Regions from separate parts of the Mus musculus genome. Here region 2 is linked to region 1. A link is a contact called in ENCODE Hi-C or POLR2A ChIA-PET data. All regions are on one chromosome and are shown on one strand. Each heading gives the region's core, a stretch centred on a gene start or an enhancer-like site at or near the end of the contact. The rest is flanking DNA. Distances are from core to core; before and after follow the strand shown. Region 1 has its middle 8.8 kb from the start of Gm39068. Region 2 holds the start of Ampd3 (adenosine monophosphate deaminase 3).

Region 1 (3,508 bases), core at 892-3,391:
GTCTGGCGCCTCTGGAAGAGCAGCAAGTGCTCTTAACCACTGAGCCAACTCTCCAGCCCTGACCTTGAACTCTTGGCCCTCCTGCCTCCACCGCCCACATGCTGGATTGGTTCCAGGAGTGCACCACCACCCTGGGTTTAAATGATTCATGCAGTTCTGGGGCTCAAACCCCAGTATCCTGTAAGCAGTCTGTCAACTGAGCTACATCCCCAGCCCCTAACTCTTCTTTTTCTTTTGATCTCCCTTCCAACTGTTAAAAAAAAAAAACTATAAAAACTATTTTTTTAGCCCATTGACAGGCATGGTTTGGTTGGCAGTGGTAGCTTGCCAACTCCTGTCTTACAAAGGTATATTCAGTATAGGAACTCTGAGGGTGGCGGGCTCTGGAGAGGGAGTGGATCTCGAATGCCTGGCTCTCAGTATTGTAAAAAGCCACAGCCTTTACGTTTTGTTGCAGGCTCTCAGCTCCTATGCGCTTTGAATGAACCCCAGCCGTCCTTTCAGCATTTGAAGAAGCTGAGTACTGTTCTTAGCACAGTTGGACGGTTACACTTCCAGTCTTCTGAATTTGACTTTCAAATTAGCTTTCAGAAACCATTAGGGTCCAGGCACAACTAAAACAGTAAGAGAGGGCCAGAGATAGACATAAAATCGTGTCAGGAACTGTGTTAGTCAGGCTTGCTTTCCTGGGACAGGCTAACTCTGTAAAGGAAAGATAGGCAGTTTAGCTCACATTCTGGGGTGGAAGTCCAAGACTGGGGGGCCCATTGGATGGCATCAACTGGAGGAGCATGTGGAAGGAAGGGATTGGATCTTAAATTAAGAAGTGGGTCTTTTTTGCTCTGTTTGATAGTGTCTCACGAGGTAGCCCAGGATGGCCTGGAACTCACTGTGTAGTTAGAGCTGGCCTCAGACCTGCAGCAATCCTCCGGCTTTTGCTTCTTGAGTGCTAGGAATCCAGGTGTGAACCACCATGCGGGCCTCAGGCTCATTCGCGTAACTCTCTCGAGACCCCAGGGGCCCCATAAGACCTACCTTAATCTCTTATAAGGGCAGCTTCCCCAGAGACCTAAGAGTCTCCTGCTAGGTCCCGCCTCATAAAGGACTGACCTCTCAGCTGACCTCTCAGCTACCCTAGCATATTTTGGACCACATGCAAGCACAGCAGGCTACAGGCACCAAGGGTCTCAGTTAACTAAGCTCTGATTTTATTGTCTCTCTTGTTTGTTTGAGACAGTTTCCCTGTGTTTCCCAGGCGTGTACTGCTATCCTAGAGTCAAATGATCTTGCTGCCTCAGCATCCTAAGGACTAAGTCTATAGACATAGGCCAAAATCTGTGGTGTTTTTATTTTGTTGTCGAGACAGGGTTGTTGCTTTGTTTTCCAAGCTAGCCTGAAACCATCAATCCTCTGCCTCTGCGTCTCCAGCGCTGGGGTTCACGGGTGTGCACTACCACTCTAGCCATCAAATTTGCTTACGGATGAGGTCTATACAAAGACATCTGTTAGGTAACTATCTAAGACTTAGAGTAGGAGCTCTTCGGGCACCGCCTCACTTCCCCTAGGATCAAGGGTACAGGCTAGGGAAGTAGCTTGCTTTGTGGGATGCTCGGGTGGGTCTCTGAGTTTCTACACATCAGTTACAGTTCTCACTTATAAATATCCACAGACATCTCTGTCTTGGACTTGCTGTCCCTGAGTTTTGGGATTCATCTTGTCTTGTTCGCATCCCTCTCCCTGTCTAGAACTCAAGTGAACTCTGTTGATCTTGTGACTGGGAGTTTCTCTTCAAATCAGAAATTGATACCACAGAGAGATGTTGGAGAGTCAAGGTCATAGCAGGGTGGCCACCCTGATTTCTTCCTCTCTCCTTTCTTTCCTTCCCTTCCCCTTGTCCATTCTCCAGGTGCCTTGGTGTGCAGCTGACCATGATAATTTCAGCTTCTTGGACCTGCCTCCTCTCGGGGACTGGGCCATGCTGTGTGTTTCCCGAAGCTGTCCCCCTAGAATCTCACACAAGGCATAGTCCAGACTAGATGCGGATAGTGTCTTTAGTTCAGTAGGGGGACCATCCAGGCCTGACTGGAAACTTAGAAGCTATAGCCAGCTCCACTGCCTGTCCTCAGGGGCCCTTGTCCATTTGGGATACTGGCCTGTTGTTACACTCCAGAATGGATTGTGTTTACTGACAGGAAACCAGAGGGTGGAGGGGGATGGAAACCAAGGAGGGAATCTTGTAACACCACAGGGCAGAGAGTAATGAGGACCAGGGCAGGGACAAGGTCAGGGAGACAAAAAAGGACTCTGGCCCAGGATGGAGGCAGAGAGAGCAAAGCAAAGAGCAAAGGGAGTGAGACCTCTGCCCCAGCCTTGACCCTGAGGACCTGCCCAGGCCTCTGCTCTGGGAACAAGGAGAGAAACCAGCAACCTATCTCAGGGGACAGCCATGAACACAGCATGCTGAGTTCTCAAAGCAGCCAGGGACTACTTATGGAGGTCGGCGGCCAGGCTGTTCCTCTGTGAGTCCTCACAGCAGGGAGTTTCAATTCTCAGGTTTCCTCTCATGTGACTCCAGAGGATAAGTGCTATGGGGAAAGACAGTTTGAGGTCCAGGAAGGGGACCTCTCTGGAGCCCAGGATTTTGTGGCCTGCTGTGGAGCTTCAGGCAGCTGGCAGCTGAACTCTGCAGCATGGACCCCTGGGGCCCTGGCCTGAGATGCTAATGCTGCAGCCTCCATCTCTCACACAAAGGACATTAGGCGGTCTGCTAGTAGCTGGGTATGGCCAGATGAGTATTTAGGACTGAACAGGCCATGTCCCTGGAGCATCAATGGGACATGATCACCGCAGTAAAATGCTACCTCCGTTTATGTGTATATTAAAACAAATGTGTAATTGGGAATAAAAGCTATTTTTACAGATCCATTTAAGAAAACTCTGAGCCCTTACAGAAACCGCACATCTAAGAGGCGTGTCCAGAGCCTGGGCCTCGGTGTTCTTTCTCATGCCATCTTCCACACTTTGCAGATGAGGGAAATGGATTTGGGGGAAGGAGGCATGACTGGCTTCTGCAGGAGAGGTGAGGGTGCGCTCACGTTTCTGGGCTGGGCTGGCAGCAGGCTGTTTATGACTCAGTAAGGAATGAAGTTGCAGGCAGTAAGTTAGACACTGTTCTCTTTGCTGTGGTAAAATACTTGACAAGAGCAGCTTAAGGAGGGAAAGGAGCAGCTGACAGCTCAGTGGGTAAAGTGCTTGCCGTGCAAGCATGAGGACCTGTGTCAGTCCCCAGTCGACTGGACTCAGTAGTGCCCATCTGTAATCCCAGCGTGCCTTTGAGAAGAGGTGAGGCAGAGAGAGGAGAAACCCTAGAAGCTGTCAGTGACAAGAGACCCTGCTGCCAGCTGCTGCTCTGAAGAGGCACCATGACCGCAGCAACTCTATAAAAAGAAAGCATAGACCTATAAAAAGACCATTTCAGAGGTCTAGCCCGTTATTGTCATGGTGGAAA
Region 2 (3,310 bases), core at 548-3,047, 37 kb after region 1:
TCAAAGTACTGGGTCTGGGCCTGGATGGAAGCTGAGTTGGTCAGCTTTTTGCCCAGGCGAGGGGTAGGGCCAGCTCTTCCAGTTGCTGCATCTGATGAGAAACAGGGCCAGCTCTGCACAGCTCTCAGATGTCAACATGGCTTCAGGTGACAGTCTAGACCAGGGATGTCTACATCAGAAGCATACTTTTTATAATCTTACAGATTCACTATCTCAAATTTAAAATGTCACATATTTTAAAAATAATTGCAAGGATAGTTGACGAAATACTCACTGAGAACATTGATTTCAGACAAAATCATTTTCCTGTGACCCTTCACATTTACAGAATTGGGAGGTGCTATTTGAGCAGAATTATAATTTAATAAGTGCAGAGACAGAGTTCTGTTTATCTTTGGGTATCTATCTTCTTAGGAAACAAATAACAACAGCCAGAGTCCTGGAGAGATGGCTCAGCAGTCAAGAGTACTTGTTCTTGCAGAAGATCCAAGTTCCATTCCCAGAATCTACTCGGTGACGTATAACACTCATAACTCCAGTTCTAGGGGAGACAATGCCCTCTTTTGACTTCCTCATGCACCAAATACACAGGTATGCACAGACATATATGGGAACAAAAGGTTCATGCACATAAATAAATCTAAAAAAAATTAAGGTTCAGCAAACTAGCTAGCTTTTTGTTTCTGTTTCTGTTTGTTTGTTTTTCTGTTAGACAGGGTTTCTTTGTATAACAGAGCCCTGGCTGTCCTGGACTTGCTTTGTAGACCAGGCCGGTCTCAAACTCAAAGATAGCTGTATGCTGCTTGAGTGCTGGGATCAAAGGCATGGACCACCAAGCCTGGCCTAGCAAACTAGTTTAATCACGGTTCTTTCACCAAGCCGATCATGGGCAACTTTAAAGCAAGAAGAAAAAGATGCAGCATACTATTCATTAAAAGGAAAATAATTTTCTGGGTTGATGGTATGTGCCTTTAATCCCAGCAGTCTGGAGGCAGAAGGAGGGTCCATATAGCAAAATCCAGGTGAGCCAGGGCTGCATAGTGAGATCCTGTCGTATTTTTAAATTATTGCTTCATTTTTATCACATCTTTAACATTTTAAGTGTGCTATGTAATGTATATTAGCAGTCATGTGAGTATCATTGATAAATATGTAGATTGCAAGCATCAGGCTATGAAGTAGAAAGAATAAAATTTGGTGCTTAAATGAGACAGCTGTGAAGTGAATGAAAACTCACAGTAGCAGTAACTCTGTGAAAGAGGCACAAGTCAAAAGGTGGCTCCCCAGTGTGGCTTAAAGTGGGGGTGCTTGGGTGAGGTCACTGGTCAAGACTAAAACCACCAGCAGGCAATTAGGAGTTGGGCCTAGGAATCTCTGGTTGAGATGCACCTGCCGCTCTAGAGTATTCTGGGCCTAAGAGTTTACTAGCTTATCAGCAGGCAGGAGGCCATTAAAACCACCTGGATGGGCCTGGATTCTCTGAGTTAGCTCCAGAAATGATCCAGGGAGCTGGCATCCCGAGACTCCTCGGAGCAGGAGCAGCATAATGGAAAACCAGGCCATGGAGGCTAAGAAACCGGTCACTCTGTGGAAGTCTGTGGAAGCCAGCGGCGGCAGACACCCAGTGCTAACTTTGGGAGCTGTGTTCCAGGAAGGAAGGCGTGGTCAGCAGGCTGCAGTGCTGGGAAGAGGTGAGCAAGGGTGCACAGAAAGCTCCCGCTGGCCTTGGCAACTCAGAGGTCATTCCGGACTTTGAGGGGCTGGCATAGAAACTAGACCGCAGAAGGCTGGGAAGCAAGGAAGTGTGTGTGTGTGTGTGTGTGTGTGTGTGTGTGTGTGTGTGTGTGTGTGTGTGTGTGTGTGTGTACACGCGCGCGCCCGTGTGTGTTGGGAGGGGCGGGAAGGTGATTCAAGGGACCGGTCCAACACCTGGAGAAAACCAACGCTTGCTGGTCGGTTTAGCTACCAAGAGTAAGTGTCGTGGAGGGAACCATGCCTCTAGAATCTCGTTTTTTGGGGAAAGTCCTGGTTGGGAGGGGAGGAGGAGGTGGGCAAACACCTCGAGGCGCAGCAGCTAGATTGGTGGTAGGGAGGCTCAGAGCGGGTATCCCTGCTGGCATCTGACCCGGGACAGTGTCGCGGCCCCACGGAGCCCGGGTGGAGCCGGACTCGCTTCCGGCCGAGGACAGGGAGGCTGCCGCGCCCGGGTGCTTAGGTTTCCTGCTGGCAGCGCGGCCCAGCGCCTCGGGTAGCTTCGGGTCCTCCAGGTAGTGCGCGATCCCGCTGCACAGGCTCTCTGCCCCGCCACCGGGCCCTGCCGCACAGCGCTCAGCCTGGTCCCCACCAGTCGCGGGCTCCTGCGGGGCGGGCACGGGCTGCAAGCGCGGCCTGGTCGGGTCCAGCTCCACGTACCGGGCCGCGCAGGCGTCAGTGCGCTGCTGCCGCTGCCCTGTGCGCCCTGCCCGGCGCGGCACCTGCGCTCCAGCCCGGCAGCCGGCCCCCATGGCCCTGCCCTCCGAATCCGGTGAGTGCGCGCGATGCTGCGCCGCTGACCTTGGGCCGGCGCTCTGTGCCCAGTCCCCTCTGTGCTCAGAGACCAGAACCTCCGCAGCTCCCACCTCCAGAGCCTGTTCCCCGTCCCTACCCAGCGGTGGCCTGGGTCCTGGCCTCTGGTGAGCCTGCAGCACCTCTGGTTCCTGGCTTAGAGAAAAATCTCAAGATTTAGGGAAATTAAAGGAACCGGGCATGCTAGCTTTTGAGCTCCTGGACAAGTTTCTAGGTGCCTGAGCCTCACTGGGTGTGTTGGGCTGGGGTGAACTTCTAGGTGGAGGCAGAGGTATGGACCAGATGATGAGTCCGTTTGAGGACCCCTTTCTTACCTCCTGTCACTGGGCAAGTCACTGGGAGTACACCCTTGTGCTGTAGTAGGTTGGTTCCGCCCTTGAACTTCCTGCAGCTGCTTTAAGAGCAGATCTGCTAATGGCTGGTCTAGGCTGGCAGAGGCCTGTGATGCAAGTTTGAGAGGCCCCTTAGTAGATGTTTTCTAACGGGAGTGTCCCCAAACTGCATGTGGCTGGTGAGAAATAAGCAAAGTTACTGGAGTAAAGCTGACAGCAGTATGCCCAGTATGGTCCTGAGCAGTTGTGGGCTGAGCAGGGACCTCTTTAAGAAGACATGCTTTGTACCCTAGGTACAAAGAGTCAATGCCAAGTTGCAGGCAGCCGTGGAGCCTCTGTCTGTTCCAGCTCCATCATCACCTTCACCTCAGAGGAAGTGTTGACTGCAGACTGGGGGAGTCCGCCTGTCCAGG

The links. A loop is a pair of places that touch in the nucleus more often than their neighbours do. ChIA-PET counts read pairs that join two places held with the same protein, here RNA polymerase II (POLR2A).
Region 2: a loop to region 1 is called in a map of gastrocnemius, with 2.2 times the contacts of the local background. The contact joins the promoter of Ampd3 here to the enhancer-like site in region 1. A Hi-C loop is called at or near these places in 4 of 37 maps with a recorded cell type or tissue (gastrocnemius, heart and left cerebral cortex). POLR2A ChIA-PET finds 5 or more read pairs at or near these places in 4 of 5 experiments (Patski and embryonic stem cell).

Annotation. Positions count from the first base shown.
Region 1 is chr7:110,729,075-110,732,582 of GRCm38, forward strand. No RefSeq gene overlaps it. Among named protein-coding and RNA genes, the nearest start is that of Gm39068, 8.8 kb to the right of the region's middle. Within about 2 kb of position 2,142, at least 1 of the 3 ENCODE cell types and tissues checked has a DNase peak (open chromatin) inside an H3K27ac peak, as active enhancers do; it is heart, where a contact is called at or near this core.
Region 2 is chr7:110,766,409-110,769,718 of GRCm38, forward strand. Ampd3 (adenosine monophosphate deaminase 3) reads left to right here and starts at 1,798. Exons shown (of 15, transcript NM_001276301.1): 1 at 1,798-1,971. It also overlaps B430319F04Rik.